Regions from separate parts of the Homo sapiens genome. Here regions 1, 2 and 3 are each linked to region 4. A link is a contact called in ENCODE Hi-C or POLR2A ChIA-PET data. All regions are on one chromosome and are shown on one strand. The core of a region is the stretch at or near the end of the contact, and the rest is flanking DNA. Distances in the headings are between cores, read along the strand shown.

What was found. A loop is a pair of places that touch in the nucleus more often than their neighbours do. ChIA-PET counts read pairs that join two places held with the same protein, here RNA polymerase II (POLR2A). Pooled maps may share reads with other maps.
Region 1: a pooled map shows a loop between it and region 4 (6-fold over the local background). The contact joins two enhancer-like sites. A Hi-C loop is called at or near these places in 2 of 37 single-sample maps with no recorded cell type and 3 of 50 pooled maps.
Region 2: a loop to region 4 is called in a map with no recorded cell type, with 3 times the contacts of the local background. The contact joins two enhancer-like sites. A Hi-C loop is called at or near these places in 1 of 168 maps with a recorded cell type or tissue (endothelial cell of umbilical vein), 1 of 37 single-sample maps with no recorded cell type and 3 of 50 pooled maps.
Region 3: a map of naive thymus-derived CD4-positive, alpha-beta T cell shows a loop between it and region 4 (7-fold over the local background). The contact joins two enhancer-like sites. A Hi-C loop is called at or near these places in 1 of 168 maps with a recorded cell type or tissue (naive thymus-derived CD4-positive, alpha-beta T cell), 1 of 37 single-sample maps with no recorded cell type and 8 of 50 pooled maps. POLR2A ChIA-PET finds 5 or more read pairs at or near these places in 1 of 52 experiments (activated CD4-positive, alpha-beta memory T cell).

The regions. Positions count from the first base shown.
Region 1 is chr3:191,251,387-191,258,435 of GRCh38, reverse strand. All of the region lies in intron 4 of OSTN (osteocrin), which reads right to left. Among named protein-coding and RNA genes, the nearest start is that of OSTN-AS1, 20 kb to the right of the region's middle. Within about 2 kb of position 5,240, at least 3 of the 41 ENCODE cell types and tissues checked have a DNase peak (open chromatin) inside an H3K27ac peak, as active enhancers do.
Region 2 is chr3:191,353,866-191,360,284 of GRCh38, reverse strand. It overlaps CCDC50 (coiled-coil domain containing 50), which reads right to left. Exons shown (of 12, transcript NM_178335.3): 2 at 3,135-3,197; 3 at 2,161-2,287. Among named protein-coding and RNA genes, the nearest start is that of UTS2B, 27 kb to the right of the region's middle. Within about 2 kb of position 3,569, at least 11 of the 41 ENCODE cell types and tissues checked have a DNase peak (open chromatin) inside an H3K27ac peak, as active enhancers do.
Region 3 is chr3:194,302,782-194,309,058 of GRCh38, reverse strand. LINC00887 (long intergenic non-protein coding RNA 887) reads left to right here. Exons shown (of 3, transcript NR_024480.1): 2 at 3,032-3,302; 3 at 5,322-6,277. Among named protein-coding and RNA genes, the nearest start is that of LINC00887, 6.9 kb to the left of the region's middle. RefSeq lists enhancers at 1,248-1,397, 1,908-2,147. Within about 2 kb of position 2,263, at least 5 of the 41 ENCODE cell types and tissues checked have a DNase peak (open chromatin) inside an H3K27ac peak, as active enhancers do.
Region 4 is chr3:192,888,148-192,895,018 of GRCh38, reverse strand. The region is part of intron 1 of MB21D2 (Mab-21 domain containing 2); the gene reads left to right. Among named protein-coding and RNA genes, the nearest start is that of MB21D2, 26 kb to the left of the region's middle. RefSeq lists an enhancer at 1,614-1,923. Within about 2 kb of position 1,823, at least 16 of the 41 ENCODE cell types and tissues checked have a DNase peak (open chromatin) inside an H3K27ac peak, as active enhancers do.

The sequences.
Region 1 (7,049 bases), core at 3,991-6,490, 1.6 Mb after region 4:
CAACTCTCAGAAACCCTTGCTTTTTAAACATCTAAATGCTTTGCCTTTTAACTGCATCCACTTTTTTCATATTTAAATTATTAGGCCCTATAAACTAAAAATACTTTGTTAGCCTTGTTCCTTAATGAGTTCTGTCCTGACCTCAGTGGTCCACTTGAAAAACACAGACTGAATTAAAAGCTACCTATCTAAATGAGATTGCTCTCCTTATGCAATCTTACGGTTAATTCCTAAGGAATCTTGGCATTCATTTTTAATCTTCCTTTGACTACTCAAGCTTCTTGAAAAATCAAATTCTCTCTGTGCTTTGAGATATAAATTTGCTACCTGTTTTCTCTGAAACTCAGAAGGGGTACTCCAGATAAGCCTTAAATTTTTCCATTTACAAAGGCATAGTTTCAATCTGTCTTTTTAGACTAGTGAGTTTTACCTGTCTTATGGCTAAAATTCTAAAATCAAAACAATAAAGTCTTCATGTGCAGATGTGTATGCTATACCTTGTGTCTCTCTATACATACATGTATATGTATATATGTATTTATAGCTATACATGTTTAATATTGTCTACACATGGTACCACATTAATTTAAAAATAAATGAGTACTCATAAATTAAGACCAAATGCTTTTCAAGTTCATGTGATTTTAGCAATCTTTGAGAAATAAAGATAGTTTTAAAATTATTGGTAAAATAATATTAAAATGTCTTCAAAATTTTAATGTAGACATTTTTGTCTGAGTCTATTGATCAGGCAGGTTTATGGCCAAAAAATTGTTGCTTGATATTTTTGATACTTGATTAATTTGTTTCCGAGTCTGTGTATCTTGATTACAGCCTTTCGATTCAGAGGTCTAGACAGATGCCCATGATGAGGGTGGGGGATAACACCTGGTCCATCTTTCCTATCCCAGTTATGCCTCCCCTGCTGGGAGATTAGATTCTCTCCTATCCCAGTTATGCCTCCCCTGCTGGGAGATGCTGTGAGAAATTAGATTCTCCAGGCATTGTCTTTTGTCCTGGGCTCTGCATCTGATATGTAATTAAAATTACCTACTTCCTAGATTTTTTACTAAAATAAAAGTTACTAATTATTAACACTATAATAACTATATGTAGTCAAAACTACTAGATATAAGAGAAAAAATATGCAAAGTGTGTAAGGAAGTAGAGTATGTTTTTGGTAAGAAGGATTATAAAAAGGCATGTAAATTTGTGTGTCTATGGTCTTTTTTTTTTTTTTTTTTTTTTTTGAGAGAGGGTTTTGCTCTGTCACCCAGGCTGGAGTGCAGTGGTGTGATCATGGCTCGTTGCAGCCTTGACCTCTCAGGATCAAGTGATCCTTCCAACTCAGCCTCCCAAGTAGCTGGGACTACAGGCTTGCACCACAATGCTTGACTAATTTAAAAAAACTTTTTTGTACAGATGGGGTGCCCCTTTGTTGCCAAGGCTCGTTTCAAATTTCTGGGCTCAAAGTGGTCCTCTTGCCTTGGCCTCCAAAAGTGCTAGGATTACAGGCTTGAGCCACAACACCCAACCTTGGTTTTTGTTAAAGTGAAAGTAATTTTGTCTAGTTTAGAGGTTTTAAGGATTGTTTTAAATTGAAGAAATTTTAAAAATTGTAAGAGGTTATAAAACTGAAATTGTATGGATTTGTTTATAAACTTATTAAAATTAGCTTTAGCATTAATAATACATGAATACAAAGGTAAAATTTGGTTTTCTCTTTTGAATAATCTTTTAATATAGTATTAATAAGAGGTAGTAAAAAATTTTATTTGCTGTTTGACTAAGCTGCAAAAAAAAAAAAAGGAGGAGAGAGGGGGAGAGACAGTTTCAGTTTGCCTCATGCTGTCTTTATTAGACCTTATGATTGTTTAAGAAACTGAGTCTTCTCTCTATGCTTTTTGAAATCTCTGAATTATTATTTTGGCTAAATGAATGTCTTATTTTACAGAGACCTGTGATCTTATTTTGTGATATCAAGGATTTTAAACTTTTGATGTTTGATAAACTTTCCAAAATCAAAATTCAAATGCTAAATTCAGTCTTTTTTACCTCAACTACCTTTTTAAATATTACAGCCCGTGGAAGTCCAAGAAAAACATATACAGCTTATTTGGCATGTTCAAATTATACAGGAAGCATTGTCAAGTCTGAAATGTGTTTTACTTTGCATTATATTTATATAAGTGTGTTATTAAGATGTGTTCTAAAATTGTATGAGGTTCCTGAAATTCTGATATGTTTTAGCATATGTTATCAGTAGTATTTAATTATAATTATTATGTTAAATTGTTATATGCTATAGAAATAACTGATTTTTCTTGTCAATTTTCTTTAACCATGCCAGTCTAAGACTTTTGTCATACACAGACAATTATTATTTTACTCTGACTCTTCTTAAAAGGTGGTTTATAATCAGCCACAATCCAAAGTTTGCTTCTTTCTGGAAATTCATGGAAAGTACTTTTGTAAGTACTCTTAAGTACAGGTTTCTAATAACTTTGGAGATTATACAATTTGATTAGGTAAAAATCACAAAATTTTTAGGACTCTAATTAAAAAGCTGATGCATTCATGGCAACTGCTAACGCAACATCAAGCAGAAGAAGAGTTAATTACATTGGCTAAAAGTAACAGAAAACCGAAATCATTTTAATGACTTTTTTTGTTTGAACATTGCTGATTATTTTTGTTTTTTTTTTCAGAGTTAAAACACTTTTTTTAGGGCTATTTATATCTTACAACAGATTGGATAAAGCATACTTTTGTGAACAAAATTTGAAGCATATTTCTTTCTACCTGCCTTCTTCAGAATTTAGAAACTATTTGTGAGCATTTTTAGTTTCTAGGAATATAATGTTTTGTGTAAGTTCAGCAAGAATATGTTTTGTTTTTTAACAGTACACAATTGCAGACACTGGTTATTTCATCAAGGATTTGAGTGGAGTGGTATATTTTTAGAAATGTCCAGACTACTTTGAGGAATTGAGTTTGACTTTATAGAGCCAATAAAAAGCCTCTTGGAAAGACTTGCCTGATACCTTGCCTATGTGGTTTCTTTACGAAGTTCCTGACTTGCGGTAAAGCAGCATTCCCATCCTCCGGGTTGCGGACCAGCACATGTCTGTGGCCTGTTAGGAACTGAGCCACACAGCAGGAGGTGAGCAGTGGGCAAGTGAGCATTACCACCTGAGCTCCACCTTCTGTCAGATCCACAGTGGCATTAGATTCTCATAAGAGCACGAATCCTATTGTGAACTGTTCATGCAAGGGATCTAGGTTGTGTGTTCCTTATGAGAGTCTAACTAATGCTTGATGATCTGAGGTGGAACAGCTTCATCCCAAAACCATTTCCTCCCCTGCCCCCTGGTCCTTGGAAAAATTGTCTTCCAGGAAACCAGTCCCCGGCGCCGAAAAGCCTGGGGACAGCTGAACTAAAGAATGTCACTTTCTGACAGGCCCAGGAATCTCAAGTTATTTTAGGACCCTGAGAAGAGAGAAATTCACCCAAATTCATACAGGTGTGTACAAGCACAAATAAATCTTTGATTTGGTTAACCTCAAGAAGCTTTTGAAAGTCTAATCTGAGATTCCTTATAAGGAAAGTCTCAGTAAAGCCAATTTAAAAAGACCTTGTATGGCCAATCACATTTTTGCTGTACTTCATGCAAATAATCAGACCAAGTAGAATATATAATATGACTAAAACTTATTTTGCAAATAAATAAGGACTATGACTTATCTTTGGTAGAAATGGGGAAGTGGAGAGAGAAAAATTATCTTTCAAAAGAAAACTATACAGACACCTGTTGTTAGATTCTAGCCTTATTCATTGTTTTTGAGTTTTTATTATTTGCCTATAGTTTGGACTGAATCTTGAATTCTTTCTTGGCTACAAGTCTCCAAACTAAGGTTTTTAATTTTTTCTTCCATTTTTTTCTAACCTGAAATCTCTAGAAATTAAAACTGTGCTTTTCATAAAGCCCGGCAGACTGAAGTTAGACAATTTAAATTTTGAGAGAAATAACAGCCACTTATATGTAAACAACCTTCACGCCTGCTGATACGGACTTCTCAGAAAGTTCACTTGAAACCCTATTTTGTAACACAATTCAGAATAATCTGGCATATTGCCATTGCATTCTGAAGATGCTTCAGAGACTCTAGAAAAACTAGTCTATAGACTGCTCTAGACAGTTTTTAACCTCTGTTTAACCCTTGTTTTTTTCTATTTCCTTAGAAATACTTCTTATTAAAGATCTGTTTATCTGCATCACATATAGAGGCCTAGTCCAACTCCCATGCCACCTTCTGGAATGGGACACAGCTATTTAACTGAACTGATCTATTCTCAGGACTAAGAGACTGACTAAACAAGACTTGAGATAATATATTTAAATTTACTTTTTTCTGTTTATCCCAATTTGTCTTTCCATCTTTTGTCTATTTCTATCTAACAACCTCTAATCCAAATCTCTCCAAAGCTGTTAGTTTGGCTTTTAATATGTGAAACGCTTTTTAAGTTTCAAAGTGGGGATTGAAGTAAATAAAAAGTATTTTACTCCAAAATATATTTCTTTAACATATTCTGAAGTGATCCTGAAAATGTGTCTTCTGTGGGGGAAATTTGCATCTGTAGATCTGTAGAGAATTTGCATTAATGCAACCAGCCCTTCCCTTGTCCAGATCTAGGAAAGATTAGCTGAGAGTTTGGTACCTTTAAACTACTGAAAATAAACATTCACCATCTAAATTCTCTGAGGGCTGCTGCCAATGAGGTTTCATCTACATAACAAATCCACCTTTGCTAGCCAAGCCTCTTCCATTCTCTCTCCCATAGCCTGTCTTGAAACTATTATTAAAACCTGGTTGTGGTCATGCTGAGTCTGCATTCTTTCTGTAACCTTAAGATGTTATATAAGCATCTATACCCCCTGGAAAGTTGAGGTCTTCATCCTTAAGCCTCCCAGGTATAAATGTTAAATAAATTTGTGTGACTTTTCTCGTATGTATCCATCTGCCTCATGTCAGTGACTGTTAGCAAAACCTCAGCGGGCATTTGGCCCCTATAGTAGGCATCATAGAGCAGCTGTTCCAGACTTCACCTCGAATGAAGCAAAACTTCCATAATTAGATAGCAGTTTTACTTTTAATAGGAAGTGTTAAAGTGAAACCCGGAAGATGAAAACCCACAAATAAACCTGCTCCAAAAGTAAATCCATCAACCTGCACAGAAGTGAAACAAAGATTTTTGTAAAGTGCGAGATACCATTTCTGTTCGTCTTAGAAATGTATAACCAATGAATTTAGCATCCAACAATGAAAACTTAGCACCAAGAAGGCCTTTTGGGTCACGAAGAGAATGTTGGCCTATAAGTCCAAAGACCCGGACCCCAGATTTTGCTCTGCCCAAGAGTCTATAAAATTTGGGACAATTTCCTCTTGCAGCTCCATTTTCCTGAATTGTTTTAAAAAATGGGGTTGGATTAAATGAAACTTTATGTTTTTGAACCTCTCAGCTGTATTACTGTGTGAACAGTATTTAATGACTTTTAAGCTGCTCTCTGTTAAATGATACATCCCCTGTTTAATTCAAAGGAATATTGTTGACAGTAGATAAAAATATAAAAAGTAACTTTGAAAATTAGATTGGAAATTAGAAATATATTATCATCTCATGTCTTTTGTTATTCATAAACTACATAACATGAAACTTCACATGAGGAAGTAAACAAATGTCTGAGAGAAATCTTGGTGACAGTGATGGAAAATAAATAGAAACAAAACGGTCGAACAGGTGAACCCACAATGACTGATGAACGGGAAAGAGCAAATATATGATAAATTCTTTTCTAAATCGATTCTTTTGTGATATTCTCACCTTGAGATTTTAATATAAGAACAGTGATTATCAAGATGCTTAACAAAGTTTGCTAAGAGAAGGACACAACATACAAATTTGGATTTCACCCAACAGTGATTCAGGAAGCATTGTATTAATTCAATTGTCTTCATAGTTTGGTAGTTGCTGAAATTTCTATGGTCTCAGTCTTCATATAAAAATTCAAGGCTGAGCCCAGTGGCTCACTCCTGTAATCCCAGCACTTTGGGAGGCCGAGGCAGGAGAATCACAAGGTCAGGAGATCGAGACCATCCTGGCCAACATGGTGAAACCCCATATCTACTAAAAATATATTTTTAAAAAAGTAACTGGGCGTGGTGGCGCACGCCTGTAGTCCCAGATGCTTGGGAGGCTGAGGCAGGAGAATTGCTTGAACCCGGGAGGCAGAGGTTGCAGTGAGCCGAGATCACGCAACTGCACTTCAGCCTGATAAAAGAGTGAGACTCCGTCTCAAAAAAACCAAAAAAAAATCATATGAAAATGAGTTCTCTGTATAATTTGTTTAACATAACTCGTTGTGGTTGAACTAAAAAATGTTGAAATGGGTGATAATCAAGGGTGGTAAAGGTATATGTGGAAACCAATCAAAGTTAATTAATTTTATCTCACTGTCATAATGTTCTCAGAACATCAAGAAACTGGAGGACTCAAAGAGTTACTTGGTTTTTAAACAGCAATTAGCTAGTTTCTACTCAAATATAATGTGGCAATTTTTAACAACCTTGAAGAGTGACCATACTTGGTATATCTCTAGATACGAAGAAATAATGTTCAACCTGTTTTGAAGATGATGCTGATTAAAAGGCAGTGTTCTTGGCAGTATTCAGTAAGTTCTCTTGTATCTATAGACATTCATTAACTGCAGAGGTTCATTAAACAACTCCATGATAATGAAATTTATTTTAACTGAGTGATTTTGAGAACGAGAGAGTTGAGAAAAAATACTGACTATTTATTGTGGTTTTAGAGCATGAGGAGGAGGGAAAAAATGGGATGATTTAAATTAAGACAAGATCAGGGCTAATATGATACTTTTGGGGCCTCTAAATTATTGGTCTAAGGATTATCTCGAGAGAAGCAGAAGGCAAAATTCCCTCTGCTCTAGCCTCAGATTGTTAAAGCAGTTCCAGTTTGTCTTATTTGT
Region 2 (6,419 bases), core at 2,320-4,819, 1.5 Mb after region 4:
TGAGTTTAATGATTTCAAACCATATTTCCAAGAAGTACCATCTCTGGTTCAGTCAGCTAATTATACAGACTCCTGGGAAAGCGAAACTGAGAAAGCAGTAGTAAACAAGCGGTAATCCTGACTTACGGCAGCCCGGGTATCCAGACTGAATAAAAGGTTCCAGTTCAATGAAAACTGCAGCATTTCATCCTTCCCAAGATGTACAGCTATTAAAATTGCCAGGGAGTGAACTGAAAGACTTCCCTTCTAGCTTACTTATTTCATCCAGGAACAATTTCAAAACCTTGAAGTCTCAGGCAGAAATATAATACCCGGTTCTTCTCTCCTTTAGGACCTATAAAATATCACTCTCTACTCCTGATTTATATTTGAGTGGTTTGTCTTGATAATTTCTGAAAAAGCTCATTATACTGTTATTAACCTAATTCAGGATTTTAAACATCTGCATCAACCTCAGAACTGGCCTTTCTAACAGAGAATTGTGAATAATGTAAAGGGCAATGAATTTAGAACTCTAGAACATTCTAGCTTTGGTTCTCACCTTAACCTGTGACACTGAGCCTCATAACATCTCAAATATCTCTCCTCCTCTTTACATCTCCATTACCATGACCTTCAATTTAGGCCTCATCATCTCCTTCCTCTCTGTCACCACTGTCCTCATTCAAGCCTCACCATCTCTTAATTTGACCATTGCTCAACAGCTGCCTTCAAATCTTGCCCACTCCAAGCCTTTACCCACCTAGTCTACAGAATAGATCCCAAAATGAAAATCTGAAACTACTTCAAAGGTTCTCCATTCCTTATAATTTAAAATCTACAAAACCTGAAATCTTTAACATAACTTATCGTGACCCTTTTGATCCAGCTTTTGACTACTTTCCTGGCCTCACTTCCTACTTCTGCCTGTAAATACACTCTCCACTCCAGCAACACTGAACTTCTTGCAGCTAACGTGAGATTGATTCCAAGTCCTCTTACCTCCTGCCCTTATGCATGCTGCTCCTTCTGGCTAGAATGGTTTTCCCCATCACTATAAACTTCTAATTAACCTTCAAGTTTCAGATTAAACACATCGTCTTGTGAAGCTTTTCCCAGTCTCTTCTCTCTAAATAGGCCTGAAATTTACATTTCAATTCTCTGTGACTCATGCACGTATCTCTAGATACACAATGCTCAAGGTGTTTTCCTGAGGCCCTTAAAGGCAACAGCTGTCTTATTCATATCTCTGGTCTCCTTTCATGGTGCCAGATTTAGCATGAATCAATAAAAGTGTTTATTTACAAAATAAGGGAAGCTTAACAAAATGATTAATAAAGTCCTCTCTACAAATAATAAACAGAAAGACAAACCCTTCCTATAAGTTAGCAAAAATGACTGGCTTTCCTTTTTACCTGAATATGACACTGAAGTAAATTAAGGGGTTCCTTCCATTTTTCCTTTACCCCTTCCTCCTCAACACAGTATCTGTGGTTAAATCTACCCACATTAAAGATTTAGGATGTAAGAGCCACTCTCAAAGAAGAAATGTATCCTGGGAGCTTTATAACACTGAAACAGAATAAAAGTCACTGTGCCAAAAGAAACCTGAGAAATAATCATTTCCGTTTATCTGTGTGTTAAAGGAGGCTACTAGAGAGAACTTTTGTCAGACACTGAAGTTATGAAAAAAACTGAGTCTACACTTCAGAGCTTTTCAGAACATTCTGCTATGTACTGAAAAGCAAGGAAAGTAAGAGCGGCAAACACAGCTAGAACATAGTAAAGGAACCAATACAACCCATAAAGTTATTTGATGTCCACTATTTCACTGGATCCCCCAAAGAAACTATGAGGCAGAGGGGACAGAGATTATTATCCGCATGTTATGGGTAAGGAAAATAAATTCAGAGAAGTTGACTAACTGGCCCAAGGTCATAACAGCTAAAAAATGTTAAAATTCACACCATCATCAACATGTCCTTAAACCTGGTCAAGTGCTCCAACAAAAACAAAACATTTTCAAATCAAAAAAACTGTTAGACATCCAGGGTAAGATTTGTAATCTAACAGTAGAAGGAATCAGAGGAACAGAAGTAGTCTCCTTCTCCCCTGCCCTGGTTGCTAGCTCCACAGAGAAAACCAGTCTTGCATCACCCCTCCCACCTCCCAAATCCTCACAGGTCTTTGTAGCGCTTCTGGAGCTGGGCCTGCGCTTTCAGATCTTCCTCTTGGAGCTGCTTAGCCACCTGGAGATCATGCTGGACCAAACGGTTCCGCTGAACGTTCGATGCCAAATGATGCTCAACTGGAACAAAAAGATTGAGGACAGGAATGAATAATGTCTTGGTTTGTTAGTAATAAATGCCATAATAATCTTAAGAGCTTTACCATAACAACAGCTTTGCATCCATCACTTCATTTTATTGTCTCAACAACAATATATAATAAAGAGCAAGGAATTATTATCCCCACTTTTCCATTAAGTAAAAAGAGGATCAAAAAGATTAAATAATTTGCCTTTGGTCACACGGCAACAAAGTGGCAGTGCCAGGACATCTACACAAATATTCTAAAGCCAGGGCCAATGCTCTTTCTACTACTACATGTTGTCACTCTATTTATTAACCGCATTTTTCAAAATGTCAATTTTATATTGATATGTGAATTCACAAATCATATATTCACAAGTATGTACTTTAATATAACATGCATAGCTTAGATTTACTTTTCATCACCACATGGAAAAAAAGATTCAGAAAAATTCACAATGTGATCTCATTTATACCACAGTTGCCTGGGAAAACTGTTCAAGTCCCTATCCTAGGAGCAAGAATAGATTCCTTCTACGCACCCCAGATAAATCTACAACCATTGTGTCCCTCCTACAACAAGAGGCTAGGAAAAAGGTTCAAACCTCTCTTTTTCCTCCTACAGACGCAGCAGTCTACTAATTCCTGGCAGCCTATCTTACTTAACATGCCCGAAACTTCACTGATCACCCAGGCATCATTTGCCTAAAGAAATCCTTCAGGATGTATGGATGGTGAAGCCAAGTGACTGTGCTCTCTCCCCACCTAAGCCCTAAGAAACCAGCCTCAAGCTACCACTAAAAAAAGAAAACTGAAGGAGCATAAATGAGAGGTATTACTCACTCTCTTGTTCCTGCAGGCTGTGAGCCAGGGTGTGGTCCTCCAGGACAGCAAAATCTCGGCATACTAGAGTAGATGGAGGAAAAACAGACAGGAAGGCTCATTAGTAATACTTTAACATACAAAGGAAAGGATTTTTTTTTTTTACTTTAAAAAAAATCAATTCTAATATTTCAGAATGACACACTTTATAATTCTCAATGCATAAAATAGTGACTAGTTAAGTATGCAGTCTTTAGTCACAAAAATCTATAGTGCCTGCTTAGTGCCAAGCACAGGGTGTCACAAAATACTGGTTAGCCTTGGCCCCTGGCCTGAGGTGAGAACATTTACAGAATCAGATTCCAGAGGTCTAGAAATTCCAATCCACTTCTATAAATGGAGGGTTAAGTGCTGCTGAAATAACAGACGTATCAGTCATGCTTTGCATATTGCTACTGAGAGAGAACTGAGTTACTGCATAATTAGAGGTGTTAAAAGAAATCTAATCTATGCTTCCCTGTGGTTCAGACGATCCTCTCCCAGCAATTTATGTCTACCCTGGCGTCTTTCAAGAAAAAATATATTTTCACTAGTCCCTCAGGTAGGGGCAGAGCTCTACTTTAAAAATTCTTAATTTCTTAAACATTCTTCAGTGGGTCAATCCCCAGGGACATGAGTTAGAACTAGGTCTCTAGGTCCCTCTAAACCTTGGGCTGCCCCAAAATAATCTACAAACCAAAAGAAAATGGGAACCCTGAAGGAAACCAGGAATCTGCCCCAACTCTGCCTCCACCTGAAGAGCCAGGCAAGGGCATTTCCTGACCTGTCTTCTCAGAAGCAAAATGGGAAGAAATGGTCTTGAAGAAATGGTTTGGGGTAAACAATGGTATCCATGTTTACCCCAAGCTGCAATTTAAACTCCTGCTTCGTAAACATACAAACAGACAAAACATGAAGGATTCATCATGTAAAGTGCTGTTTTAAGGACGTGTAGTTTAGGTGATATGTTCTCACTCTATTCCAAGCATGTAATTCATGTTAAAAAAAGGAAATTCCCCAAAGCCTCAGATTACTGCAATTGAGTAGGACTCATGAAACATTCCCCAGGGCTTAGGAAAAGTGATAGATTTCTTTCCGAAGCTTTGGATTTGCCTATGAGGACACTTAACTGAAACAGAATGAAAAACGTTCCTTTGCCGTTCTTTGCACTTATGTATGTTCACATATACACTCAACATTAGTTGTGTCCTTCACGACTGAGGGATAATGCCACAAAAAGGGAGGGAGATCTTGGGGAGGTCAAGATTATTTTGAAATGGTTTTATAATGGAGGAATAATTCTTGCCCAAGAACTATATTCAACTGGATACAACCTGCTTAATCCTCGCTCAAACATAACAGCAAAACCAGTAATTCGAACAGAAAGCCCTGTTCTTTTTCATCAGCTTTTCATATTCTCAACCGATTCTAATATCTTGAAGCCCAGGTCCTAGTTACCTTATGTTTCACAGAATAAAAGTAGTTTCAAGATGAGCTAGATAACACCCTCATTTAATAAGTGAGGAAACTGAAAGCCAGAAGGAAGAAGGGGTTTTCTAAGGCTGTACAGAGTTCACTGGTGACAGGGCTTGGGGGTCAACATCTAAGCCAGCAAGAGCTCAAGAGCTCCTTCCCCTTCCCTGACACAATGATGGCCCTCCTTCCCTCCAGGTAAATCATGGTAAGAATAGACAGAAAGAAAATATTCTACATTAACCATCGCATATTCTCTAAAACACTTCAATTAATTAATATCTAATTTTTAAATGGGTAAGACATACACGGACTTAATTTACAAAAATTAATGAATTAGCTAAAATAAATATAATCAAATCTTGTGTAAAGAATGTTATTTTAATGTATTGACCTATCATTTAAAACACCTTTATTATACTGGAAAAGCTTGTGCTTATATATTAAAAGTCAGTCTTAATTTTAGATTAATTATGATTAGATCAAATTTAAGATTACTCTTAATGATTTTCAAATTATGGGTGGCAATCTATTATTAGGTCAAAAAATCAATTTACTAAGCCTGAGAAAGGCATTTTAAAAGTCAATAGTCTAGAGAATAACAGAGGACAGTTGGCTCTCATAGCCCTGAGTTTTGGATTCATGGATTAAATCAACCACAAATAAAAAATATTCAGGAAAAAAAAATGTGGCTGTACTGAATACATACAGACATTTTTTCTTATCATTGTTTCCTAAATGAACGGTATTAGGTAGTATAAGTAATCTACAGACAATGTGAAGTATACAGTAGAATATGTATGAATTATATGCAAATACTACCCCATTTTATATTAGGGGCTGAAGTATCCATAGATTTTTAGTATCCATGTGAGGTCTTGGAACCACCTCTACACCCCACCCCACAAATACGAAGGGACTAGTATAAATCACACACAGTACAGGAAACTAGTTTGGGGAAACTTTTCCCGTATTATATATAAACATCACAGAAATATATACATACAGAGATGATAGGTACTAGGTCAAAATGTAAAACACACATCATTCTATAGATTACAAAAAGCTTAAAAGCCACTTCAATTTATGTTATTAGGTCAGAACGTTACGCCAAAAATATGTTTTCTATGTTTCTAATACCATGCTAACTAAAATTAAAAATTATGAAATTATTACATTTTTCCATGTGGAGAATCATGTGAAGAACTACAATAATTTTAAAAATATTTCTTAACTTCAGTCAGCAGAACATTAAACATTAAAATATAGTTTGTAGATAGATATACCTATGGTTAAAAAAAATTTTTTTAATAATATGGCACTGACACAAACTTAACTCCAAACAGTAGTTCTCTCTCCAGAGAGACGAAGAGGGGCATGAGTGCCTTAGCTGCATGAGCCATTCTGCTTCAAAAGCAAAAAGAGAAAAGATACACAATAAGGCAAAATATTAACATTTGATGTGGGTGGTAGGTTCATGGGTTTTTCTATTTCCTGTGCTTTTTAAATGTCTTACATATTACATTTTAAGTTCTATAATTAAATTCACTTATTTCATGTTGTCAACAGCACATATTGCTAAACCATGAACATGAAGATATGGTTTGACACATTATAACAGGTGTGAGAAATTTCCGAATTGCTGATTACCTTGATGACTCCTCATAATGATTTCTTACTATCTCAACAGCAAGACTGAAGTATATTCTATTATTGCAATTTGTCCCTGAATCTGCAGAAGCTGAACTAGTACCCAAAAGATATGAGGAGGGCCTGAGCTAGAAGGGGATCTGG
Region 3 (6,277 bases), core at 1,014-3,513, 1.4 Mb before region 4:
AATCATTAACGCTGCACCACACCACTACCCCACCCCACCCAGCAGAAAATGAATCGCCTCATGAAATCAGTGAACACCTAAGTTTTGGTGTTGGTGTTGATGTGCACGTATGTGTGTGTGTGTGGGAATGTCTGTGGGTATGAATGCAAGTCCTCTTCCCCTAGCCCAGCACAGCCCCCACCACAGAGCAAGAGAGCAAGGCTGTCAGCATCCTGAAATCAGCTCTTCTCTAGTTGATTTTGATAACCAGCCAAAAATGCAGGATCTTTTCAAGGCCTGAAGATCATTAACTCTTTGGAAGAACAACAGGAGAGTTTTTGAATGCTGGGACTGACAGCCTGTTGGTGATAGGCTTAATTACTCCAATTAAATATTCAGGAGCAGAGCCAGGCAAGCCAACAGAATTAGGGGAAGGAATCTTTGCTCCACGGCTGCAGAATTCCGTGCTAGACGGCATTGAGCTTCTCTAAGATGAACACTAGGTTCCCAGGCTCCCAAAGTCCTGACTTTTGATGGTATTTTCTCCCCTCTGGGAGGCACTGACTGTAAAAGATTTATCATTAACTGAGGACCTAGTGTGTTCCAGGGCTGTGCTAGGCCCTGGAAGTTCTGACAAACAAGTTCCCTTCTATGGAGGAAGTACAGGAATCGATTTCCCCACCCCACACTTATAATTACCAGACAGTGTAATCCCATGTGGGATAAGAATTAATAGGAAATCAAAGTTAATTCTCAAATTCTACTTTTCCCAGACTGTGGGTTTTCTTCCCTGGAACCGCAGGCCCAGTTTCTTTCTAGATCATGACTGGCACCATCACTGACCTTTGGGGTGTGGCATGACGTTGGCATATACGCTGTAAGTTTGGTTGCCACAAAGTCCCTTCTGAATTCTAATAATGGGGCCTTTCCTTCTGGGTGGAAAGTTTCTGCCATAGCTGGGGTGGGTCGAGCGTGGGCACTGAGTAGCCTCATTGGTGAGGGGTGGCTGCCCTTGCATTCTTCTGCTCAGTGGCCTGAGGATCGACCCCTGATAAGCCACTGCCCACAGCCACAGGACAGGACAAGCTTCCTGACCCATGTGGAGATGGAATCCATGCCCTATTCTCCTTTCATCGGTGCTCTAGCTAAATGAGCAGCTGACAACCCCAAACTTTATCTCACAGCGGGGACTCTCTGGCCTGTCCGAGATCTGCAAGTGGGGGGGATGGAGCTACAATCTGGGTCATGTGTTTATCTCTAGCCTTGGGGTCTCAGCCATTTCCCCCACAATACTTCAGTGTACCGCCATGCCATCAGCATCAAGAGGTGCTACAAAGAGGTTTGATTTTGTTCTTTTGCAATACACAGCAAATAATTTCTTTTCAACCCAGTTGTTCTTAATTATCTTCTGCCTCAAAACACCTGGAGGATTTTTGGTGCAGTCCCTGGTACCAGCAACAGCATCGCCTAGGAACTTGTTAGAAATGCAAATTCTGGACCCCACCCCAGGATTACTGAATCAGAAACTGGGGGTGGGAACAAGCGGTTTGGGCTTTACCGGGCCCTGCAGGTGCTTCTGGTGCAAGCTCATCTTTAAGAACCACTGAGTAAGAAGAACTCACCATGACGGGAGTTCTCGGTCAGGAGAGGCTTCCTGGGGCGTGTGCCAGAATCTCTAGAATTGAGGATGGGAGTGGCACACAGGTAGTTTGAAAAAGCCACTAAACTCATTATACTCTCTCCCCTGCCACCTTACCCCATTCTGAGAATCATTGATGTAGAAACTGATTTTGCATTGGAGGAAATGTCTCACCCAACTGCCTCCGTGTTTTGATGACTTTTTTTAAGCTTCAGAAAGTTCATTACACCATTGGGGTGACTTGTGTTTCACCTCAGATCTCCTTTCATGGTTGTATACAAAGAATTAATTTATACAAGCTGGGGCTTAAAAAGGGAGAAGTTTCCCCACAGTGGTTTTGTCTCGTTTGGCTTTTGCTGATTAGGAGTTGGTTGGGTCAAAGGTCCACCCTAGGAGCTAGAAACCCACCCTCGAACCATGTACCCCCTTGCCAGCTCCTGGGGCAGGGGTCTTCTGGCCCCAGCAAGTGCTCAGGTTAGGAGGGGCCCATGGATGGTCAGGAACGGCATGCTGCTTTGCTCATAGCCAAGCAACCGTGCGCATCTGCATGAGGATTTTTTTACAAGTTTCTTAAAGGAAACAGATGTCAGCAGCCTCTTTTTCATTGCCCGCAACAGGGAGAAGACACACCTAAGTTGTCTGAATTGCTTGCAAACAGTGGTAGATGTGGGCATTTTTTTTTCTCTAAAAAGATTATATTTGGGAAGCCACCCCCAGCATTTGAGGGGATGCTGGGCGTTTTAACAGTAAGGAGAGTTTACTTTAATCCACCTCATCTCGCTGCGATCTGCAGGTGTTCACGCTGCTTCTGCTTGCCAGGAAAACAACGAGAGGAAGGAGACTGGCTTCTTAGAAAGCATGTTTTCCTGTGGAAGCGGCCCACAAAACCTGCTTATCTGGGTGACAGGCTCCCCCTTCTCAGAAGGTGGTATTTCCCTTGTGGCTACACAGGCAGGAAGCAGGTGGCAGGGAGTGGACCCACAGCATCCCCCACAGCGGGCCCTGGGGTTGCCACCAACCGTGGCTGGGAGCTACTCTCCTTGATTGCTGAGTGGCTCTGTGGCTCTGGGGGCTGGAGTCAGCCGATGTGCTTGGCAGATCTGGAGGGTGGGGTCTCTGCTGACTGCGGCTGCTTGCTCTGGGAGTGGATCGGGGACTGATCCACTGGCCCAGCAGGAGCCTGGCTGGATCCCTCTTGCCCTGGGGGAAGGGAAGCCCGTTGTGTCAGGAAGACTCTGCCTGAACTCTGACCTTTCCCCTCACTAGAATGCAAGCCCCACAGGCAGCAGATCCTGTGGGTTTCATTCACTCAGATATCCCAAGCATCTTGAAGGGTGCCGGGCACACACTGGCTTCTCAATACATGTTTATTGACTAAATAATTGGATTCCTCTCCCATCTTCCACCCGCCAGCCTCCTCTTAAACATGACAAAGAATCCAAGGACTTGTGCTGGGGCTGTCAGCTGCTATTCTGGTGCCCTGGGGACGAAGAAGGGATCTGGAGGGAAGACTGTCACCCTCTTGCGAATGTTTCCAAGAAGCAGCTCAGCATGGGAGAGAAAAGGGGAGATCCCAGTTCCAGGAACACCTGGCCAGTGTTTCACCTGTTTATCGGAGTTGACAGGACCAGCCAGCCCTTTCCCACCTCTCCCCATCATGATGGATGGGAGCCTGGCCTTTGAGGTAAGAACAGATGGGGTTACAGACACTGGCCTTTGAAGACATCTGGAGCGACTGCTTCTCTGGCAGTTCACTTTTAAACCGGCACTTCACCCAGAAGTTGAAGGACCATCTGACAGATGCATAAGGGGTTTGGTGTTGAAGAGAGTTGGGCTAGAGAGTGTCGCAGAGCCCCGGGACTCCTGCGGGTTTAGGATTCTGGCTGAGGGAAGTGTGGCAGGGGCTCCCCACTCACAGGCTCCAGGCTGTGTGATCCGTGGCTGAGGACCCAGACCCTTAGACTTCAGGCACCCTGCAGGGGGTCCCATTTCAGGCAGGACTTTGCCTCCACAGCCCCACAGCTCTGCCTTGGACCAGAAGATTCCAAACAATTTAAACTACTAGTCATACTGATAGAATACTAGTAGTTTGCAAAGAAAAATATTCCCTGGGCCTTGAGGAAGCAGTTGAATTGTGATGGTGCCTATGAACATCCTAGGGCCATGTGTTGTCATTTTCAAGCTTCCCCTCTGCCTAGAGGTGACAACCCTGGTCCCGTGGTGCCCTCCTTAGTGAGCTTGGCAACAAATATGACAACATGAGGGTCACTAGGAAAGAGAAAAAGAGCAAAGAATAGATACAAATGTGATAGGGTACCCTGGTCTTCAATTAGAGAAAGCTGGTCATTTTACAAGAAGCCCTAAGCCTAGCCTCTTCTAAGCTCGGTGAGAGAGGCAAGAGCAGGAAAGAGACTGGCCAGAGGTCGCCCAGGGACCCAAGGAAGCCCTGAGATTTGATGGCTATAAATATAAGTGTATGAATCAGAATAGCACCGGGCAGGCTAGGCATGGTGGCTCACGCCTGTAATCCCAGCATTTTTGGAGGTGGAGGTGGGTGGATCACTTGAGCACAGGAATTCGATAACAGCCTGGGCAACATGGCAAAGCCCTGTCTCTACAAAAAGTACAAAAATTAGCTGGGTGTGGTGGTGCACACCTGTAGTCCCAGCTGCTCAGGAAGCTGAGGTGGGAGGATTGCCTGAACCCAGGAAGTCGAGGCTGCAGTGGTTGGTGATTGCGCCACTGCACTCCAGGCTGAGCAACAGAGTGAGACCACATCTCAAAAAAAAAAAAAAAAAAAAAGCACTGGGCATCTGGCCTGTGCCCATTTAGGGTGAGGTCCTGTGGTTTCAGGTACTGTGATAATCTGCCCATTTTGCCATTCATTAGCTCATCATCCAATATATGCCTTTTGAACACCTAGTACATCCCTAGCACTGTGCTCACACAGCGGGGCGATGGCGAACAAGAGACAAGGTTCCTGTCCTCATGGAGCTTACAGTCCCGCTTGCCTTACACGGACTCGCTGAGCCTTCTTCTCGGGTGATGCCTCAGCTTCCTACTTCACGAAGAAGATAAAAGCAATCAGAAGAGATGCTCACGAGCATCTGTCCCCACCTCACCCGCTGCCTCACCGCATGCCCGCGTTTTGTGTCTGTCCCTCTCCTGTTCTGTGGATGAACTTTTCACGCCATGGCTCAGGCCAGCCCCTCCCCCTGCAACATTCATCCCATGCCCTCCTGGCTGCTCAAGGACATCGCTCCAGTGTCTCCCTTCTGTCCCTTGCACCATCAATCTTTCCCTCTCTATGGGGTCTCTCCTAGCAGCATGCTACCATGTTGCCATCTCTCCCATGTAAAGATACCTTGTCTTGACCCCACTTCCTCCCCCAGGAGAATGGCCCCAGTTCTTACCACTTCCAAAATGATTGTCTGGACTCATCATCTCCAAATTCTCTCCTCCCATTCTCCCTTGAATCCACCCCAATCACACTGTCATCCCTGACACTGTTCTTGTCAAGGTCACCAATGTCCTCATTTTGCTAAATGCAGTGGACATTTCTTGGTCCTCATCTTGCCTGGCTGTCAGCATCATTTGACATGGCTGGTTCCTCCCTCCACGTTGAACACTTTCTTCACATCCACCTGCTTTCCTTCTCCTTCTGGCCACTGCCTCTCAGACTCTTTTGCCATCTTCTCTTCAGATTCCTGCGAAGGAATGACAAAGAACATCAAGGCTCAATCCTTGGAACTCTCCATCACTCATCTTTAAATTAGACTTCTCTGCTGACTCTCAGAGTTGTGTATGCTGAGAATCCACTGCCTCTAAGACATCCTGCTTGGCAGGTAACAGACATTTCATCCTGAGCTGAGCTCCTGCCCACCCCGCCCACACACAGACCCCTTCTTGCCCACAGATTTCCCATCTCAGCCAATGGCGAGTCCAAAAATCCTTTGTGTCCCCTTTGATTCTTAGGTTCCTATCTCCCTTCGACTGAGGCATCGTTTCCAAATCAGACACTTCTCGTCACCACTATTGCCCTCCCCTTGTCCAACCCACCTTTGGCTCTTGGCTGGAGTCCGGTGAGTCTCCTAGCTGGCTCTCCCTGTTCTCGTCATTTCCCAGTAAGTTCCAACCCTGCCTTCAGACTCTTCTGCACACAGCTTCCAGAGTAATCCTTTCAAAAAGTAAGTCAGATCCCATCTTTTCCCTCCCGTCTCACTCTGTCAGCCACATTCATTCCAAAGGACCATGTGGTCCATGTCCCTGTTCTCTCTGGTTCTCTCACTGCTCTCCTCTGTGCTTACTCTCTCCTGCCTCACAATGTTTGCACTTACTGTTTCTTCTGCTTGGAACTCTTTCCCTCCAAGACCTTTTTTTTTTGAGACGGAGTCTCGCTCTGTCGCCCAGGCTGGAGCGCAGTGGTGCAATCTCTGCTCACTGCAAGCTCTGCCTCCCAGGTTCACGTCATTCTCCTGCCTCAGCCTCCCGAGTAGCTGGGACTACACGCACCAGCCACCATACCCAGCTCATTTTTTTTGTATTTTCAGTAGAGACGGGGTTTCACCATGTTGGCCAGGATGGTCTTGATCTCCTGACCTCGTGATCCGCCCGCCTCGGCCTCCCTAAGCGCTGGGATTACAGGTGTGAACCACCGCG
Region 4 (6,871 bases), core at 574-3,073:
GTGAAAAAAGAGTTGGTGATGAGTTTGATGCCCAAAGAACCCTCTTAGATGAGACGAGCTCGGGAATGTGCTCTGAGATGTCAGACAAAGAGGAGATTTCTTTATCAATGTTTGTCTTTCTTATCAGTCTTATCTTTTTGTGTTGTGATGAGGTGAGAAAAAGCCTAAAGGGAGGTTTCCCTTGAGGGAGAGCTGCCTGGTGAAATTGGCACACCCTAGTTAGAATGCATGCACCTGCTACTCAGGTGAGAGATGGAAGAATGGGGTGGGAAGCAGCAAAAGGATTCTTAAAGAATGGTGGAAGGTGGAGGGACGGAGATTCATCTCTAGTTTGAGCAATAAAGTGGAAACTCCAATCGCTTTCTCAGAAAAAAAAATGACACTGTGTTATGGACATGGGCAAAATGTTTGTAAGACTGGCAGCTTTTACATGTTCTCAGGTTTGTTTCTCCAGTTACCTGTTGCCTCCCTATTAAAATGAGAGGTGAAGACCTCTCAGGTGAAAATAGTCCCTGTGCTTATCTTCAAGGGAAGCCAGGTACAGGATTGGGCAAAAAGCTGCGGAAACCACGTTCTACTCAAAAATCCATTGGAGGCCAGGTGGGGTGGCTCATACTCCTACCACTTTGGGAGGCCGAGGCGAGTGGATCACTTGAGGTTAGGAGTTTGAAACCAGCCTGTCCAACATGGTGAAGCCTCGTCTCTATTAAAAATACAAAAAAATCAGCCAGGCATGGTGGTGGGCGCCTATAATCCCAGCTACTCCTGAGGCTGAGGCAGGAGAATCGCTTGTATCTAGGAGGCAGAGGTCGTTTTGAGTCCAGATTGCGCCACTGCACTACAGCCTGGGTGACAGAGCGAGACTCTGTCTCAAAAACAAAACAACACAAAACAAAAACAACAAAAATTTGCTGGGGAGAGAAGAGCTTGAACAGGGAACAGAATGGGAAAACAAGAGTGGCTCTTTAAATTATTTCTTTTTTAGAGACAGAGTCTGTCTCTGTTCCCTAGGCTGGAGTGCAGTGGCACAATCATAGCTCAGGCAGCCTCTAACTCCTGGGCTCAAACAATCCTTTTGCCTCAGCCTCCACAGTAGCTGGGACTATAGGCACAGACCACTATACCCAGCTAATTTTTAAATATGTAGTAGAGATAGGGTCTCTCTATGTTGCCCAGACTGTTTTCAAACTCCTGGCCTCAAGCGATCCTCCCACCGTGGGCCTCCCAAAGTGCTGAGATTACAGACATGAGCCACCCCCCAGCCAGAGGTGGCTCTTTAAAGATGTGGGGGACGGGAATCATGCACTGGTTTCGAAAGGGAGAAAAGTGCTTGGACACGGGGGAATGCCTGGACTGGACCCTGAGAAATGGGCAGTGAAGCCCACCTGAGGCTAAGTGCTAAGTGCTGAGAATTGTTAAGGATGTTTCCCAGATGTTTGAGGAAATGCGATGTTTTCCCATACAGTCAAGGGGTGTTGGCAGCCTTCTTCTGTCACTTACTGTGTCATCTTCAGCTAATCACCTCCTCTTTCTGGCCCTCACTTTCCCCAACTATAAATTGAGGAAATTAGGCTTCCCTTCCTGGTCTGTGATTTTAGGACTCCGTAAGTAGAGTTGCCTCTTACTGATATCAAAACCTGTGTTAGGTAGCTATACTTTTGAAATGATGGGTTAGATGTAGAGATTTGCAGTGGTGGTCGGTTTGAGGGCAGTGATTTATATTTCAAGGAAATGTTTGGAACGCAGTTTCGGTTCTCATTCGAAGAAGTAAAGACGTCATGTCACTTGACACATGGGGAAACCCACATCGCTGGCTGTGGCTCTCAGAAGAGTGACTCATTAAACTCCAGGGGTGCTTTGACCTGCGTTGGGAGGTTGGTAACTTGGCCCCTGCTGCTTTTGGTGGTGCAAAAGCTCTGGGCAGCTGGCTGGGCTGAATGTAACTGCGTCTTGGAAGGCACCAAGGCGGCCCTGAGCAGTTTACATTGACTGTGGAAGCCAAATATTGTCGTGCAAATTAAGTAGGACACCAAAAGGAAAATTCATCTTAATCTTCTTTAAATACTTACTGCTCATTTGCCAAGGTTCTAAGTAATACAATTTCAAAGGTTCAGAGGTGTCTAATACAATTTTCCCCCTTTTGTACATAATTCTATGCCCTTTGTGTAATTCTGTTAGAAACATTAGGGTAATTATAGAGCTACGTTCTGCTTTTCAGTTGCTATAATATTAGCCTGGGTCTGCTCGTACCAGCTGTATTAATAAGCAATGACTATGGCCGGGCGCGGTGGCTCACGTCTGTAATCCCAGCACTTTGGGAGGCCGAGGCAGGCAGATCACCTGAGGTCAGGAGTTCGAGACCGGCCTGGCCAACATGGTGAAACCCCGTCTCTACTAAAAAAATACAAAAAGTAGCCAGGTGTGGTGGCAGGTGCCTGTAATCCCAGCTACTCAGGAGGCTGAGGCAGGAGAATCTCTTGAACCTGGGAGGCAGAGGTTGCAGTGAGCTGAGATCATGCCAGCCTAGGCATCAACAGCGAAACTCTATCCCAAATAAAAATAAAAAAAGCAATGACTGAAGTTTAGCAAACTCCTAAATTAAGACTTTTTCTGAGCCTTTCTCTGTAGCATGTATTTGCTACTAGAGGCAGGCAAGGTCATAACCTAGGGTGAGCTTTGGGTTATTAATTCAAAGACCCAGTGTCTAAATCCTCATCTGTAAAATGGGGACAAAATTATCTGAACTCCCAGTCACTGGATGTGGGGACCAGTGAGCCTGCTGGGTGTGAAAGCACGTTGGGAGCTGAAGATGGACCCTGCCTCACGGGCAGTGGGGGTTGTTATGTAGCACGATTCCTGAAGTGTGGGCCAAAGGAGCTGCCAGTGCCACATGAATTTGTGAGTGGTCGTCATGGGTGTGTGTCATGGAATAGAAGTGTTAATATTTAATATCTGGGCTAATAATTGTAATCATTGTTTGACACAAGAGAATGTACAAGATGATTTTACCCTATGAAGTAAATGAGTTTGTTTTTCTCCATTCTACAAACCAAGCAGTAAAAGTGCAGGTGGGTTAAATAATAGGCCTAAAGTCGAATCAACCATCGGAATGTAATTTGTTAAAACTTTGCCTTTTGTTCACAGCTTTTAGAGTTTTTCTTTTCTCATGGATCACATTTTTGGGAAGGGCTTCCCATCACCTCTATACCAGTAATAACAGCTGACATTTATTGAAGCTTGGTCTGTGCCGACACATTTTACAGATGAGAAAACTGAGCTAGAAATGTTAAGTAGTTTACCAGAGGTCATGTAGCTGGTGTGGAAGACCCATTTAAGTTTTGCTATCTTAATAACAGTAATAAAAGCATTAACATGTATTGGCTGTTTGCTAGGTGCCAGGCATCATGTTAAACAGTGTCATCTAGAACCTCATTTGGTATCACACTAAGCCTGCAAGGGAAGCCCTTGAAAATGTTATGCAGAGGGAGGACTCCTACCATCTCTCTTCTCTTGCAATGGATTTGCAAATACCTTTCTTTTGCCTTTCTTTTACCAGCTTGGAAACAGCAAATTTCCAGTGCCTCTTATGATACCAGCTTTTCCTGCTCTTGTTCTGTTACATTAATTATTTTGTTCTATTTATTAATTATTTTCCTGCTCTTGTTCTATTACATTAATTATTCTAATCCAGATGTTATGAATCGGCTGCCTGCAGTCTGAATTTGGCTTGCAGCCTTGTCCTGTTTCGGCCTTCAATGTATTACAAATGCATGGTTGAATTAGATGGCAATGTCTAAAAATTCAGGTGACCATATGTAAATCTGTATTTATGTTTTCTCATGAAAAATTGCATAATACACCTACCTGTTTGAGATAAAATGACTCACCCAATTAATGTGACCAGAAAACTTCTATAAGAACTTTGTACAAGTCAGAAGATGATGTGTGTTTTGTAGTTTAAATAAGTCTCCCCCTGCGTGGTATTCCTTTTCTTTGAGATAAGCCGCTAAGAAATAGTGAACATGACCTCTAAAAATACAACTCTAGACTGGGGTAGGAGATGTTGCTATCATTTCTTCCCCCACGCAGGATAAACTGAGTTTTTATGAGTAATATTTAAAATCACCATTCTTTCTTCCTCTCCCCATGTCTCTGCGTGGACCTAGTATTTAGGGACTCCTGAGAAGCACGTACATCTTATATCAATAACCGCCTGCCATGGAGGATGTGAGGAGGATCGTTATGACGTAATGCCATATCCTCAGAGCATGTATCATTTTTGCCGAAATTTGTTTGTTTCAAAGGTTTTTAACCAGATAGCACAATCACTTGGCTTCATGGCTTTCAAAATTGATGAGTTTGTACCTGCACAGTCGGGAATGGCAGGGTATGCCAACTGTGAACTTTATAGGTAGGATTTTTTTTTTTTTTTCTGTAATCATTGCTTACAGAACAGATTGCATCAGACTTTTTCTATACCTAGAAAATTATCATGTGGGAAGTTCAGGTTTCGCTTTTGTCCTGATGCCCCATCAGACCTTACAAGCTAAGCCTGCCCCATTCTAAAACCCAGGCTTTCTTTAAAGGACAAGTACAAGCTCTTTGTTTATTTGGTGTCTTGAGTTTCCAAGATATGCTCAAATTATGATTTCCCTAAGTATATTGCCTTGAAAATACCAGGAAAAAAACCTTCTTAGTCTTTTTATTTATGTTGGGAATTTCTCCTGGCATCTGTGATCAGTGCAAATAGATCATCTACACAATGATGAGAATTTCTGTTTGCATATTACCATTAGCTAGTTTTATATACTAAAAATGGACCTACATACCTGTTCTGTGAGGGAAGCAGGGACATGCTCCACTATTTATTGCAAGGAGATATTTTTCCAGAAACACCAGAAGGATGTCAAGAAAAGGTTGCTCTTGGTTCTTGTTTCTGTTATTCTGGGAATAAATAAAGGTAAAAAGAATTGTTTTTTCTGCCTAGCTGTAGTTTCAGAAATGGCATTAGACATGTGTTATTTCTGGAAATCTGTCCTTCACAGTGAAGTCATTTCTGGTGTCTACCGTTGGATTTTTTTTTTCCTAACTGACTAAGCAACACTTTTATTATTTTATTTTGTTAAACGAAGTGTTGACTCTGGATGTGGGTGTTCAGGACCTTAATTCTTTTCTGTTGGAGGTCATTGGACTGAGTTCAGTCCCAGCAGTGATAAGAGTTATAATGTTTTCTTGTTATGTTGCACGCTTTAGAAATAGTTCACAAAACACTTTTCACATCTTTATACTCTGCATACATGGATTTTTCTTGTTTGTTAGGTATTTTGGCTTGGGCTTGAGAGTCACCCTGGAACAAGCCTCTGGAAACTGTATTTACACATTTAAAAACAAAAAAAATCTTCCTGTGATAAACTCTAGGGCCAGCAGAGGTAGGTAGGACCTGGCCTGGGCAAGTGTCTTGTAATTTCCCTAGAGGCTGCAGCCTCAGGGAAATGCTGCTGGAGCTAGGTACAATAAGACTTTTTAAAAAGAATAACACTATCAAGTAAAAATTAAGTATTAATTGCAAAGTTAGAGCTTCAGAGCAAATCAACTTCCTGTAATAAGCAGCCCATTGAATTCTTTTCTGCCAAGAGCTCCTGCTCTCTGGGTCTGTGCATTCCAGCCATTCCAAGCTACTCACCAGTCTGTTCTCACATGCTTCAGTGTCTTAGTTCATTTTTTCCCTTTTTTATGTGTTATAAGTACTCTTTGAAGGTCCAGCCCCAAAACCATCTTAATAGAGAAACCATCTTAATAGAGAACTCCTTAACCCTTTTGTCAGAAGGGTTTCTCTGCCTGCCTGAACTAACTGTATATTTGTGTGTGTATCTGTTTGTTGAATACATCATAAATAGATTTTAATTCTTCTGCCTGGTGACATTTCCACTGGATTGCGTGCTTGCTGAAGGCAGGGACTTGGGTGGGTTCTTTCCATGCTCCTCCCAGTGGCTGGCTCCCTGTCATGCATATGTGAACCATAAGGGGCATGATTTGAGCTGGTAGAGATGATAGAGTCCCTTAGACTCTACCAGAGTCCAGATCGCACCACTGCACTCCAGCCTGGGTGACAGAGCTGGACTCTAGATAGCTTGGTCTGGAGTTCACAGGTCAAAGAGGGTAGCACCTTCTCCTTTACATCATTCTGCTGAAAGAAGCTAAGAATTAACATTTTAGGAAAAATACTTGCAAAGAGGGGAGGGATTTAGTGAGTAAAGACTCAATAAATAAAATACCTTAGTGACAGAATGTTTTAGGTGAAATAAGTCATATAAACTGCTTCGTGCTCACCTCGAAAGCACAATAAATGGGAGCTGTATGATCATATGGTAAGAGCTTAAGAATTGTCAGTGATAATCCCTGTCCTGTAGGCATTCATAGTCTACCAGATAATAGAGCATTTCTCTGAGGACGGAAGACTTTGGTTAAGTCAACCTGACAACCATAAAACATTAGAGGAAATAACTGTATTTTGTGGATAAGATTTTCTATGGGTAGAAATTCTTCTTTTGATTCTTCAGAGATGTTGATGGTTGCTTAGGAGCGCGCGTGCTTTAATGAATGTTATTTCTTTAATGGAATTTACTAGAGCTTCCAAGATATACTGCGTTTAACCTTCTTATAGTTTGTTAATGATTCCCAGCTCTTGCCTGGGCCTCTGCACTTTGGCTTCTGGATGTGTTTCTTTGGCTTAGTCATTACTTAATAGATTGAGGAGGAGAATCTTTCAGGGCATTAGATTTTCATGGCTATTTAAGGAGTTCAGATTTAAGTGTAAGGCTGGAATAAAGCTGATTGCTAGGAGGTTTTTGTATGATGCTCTCCATTTTAG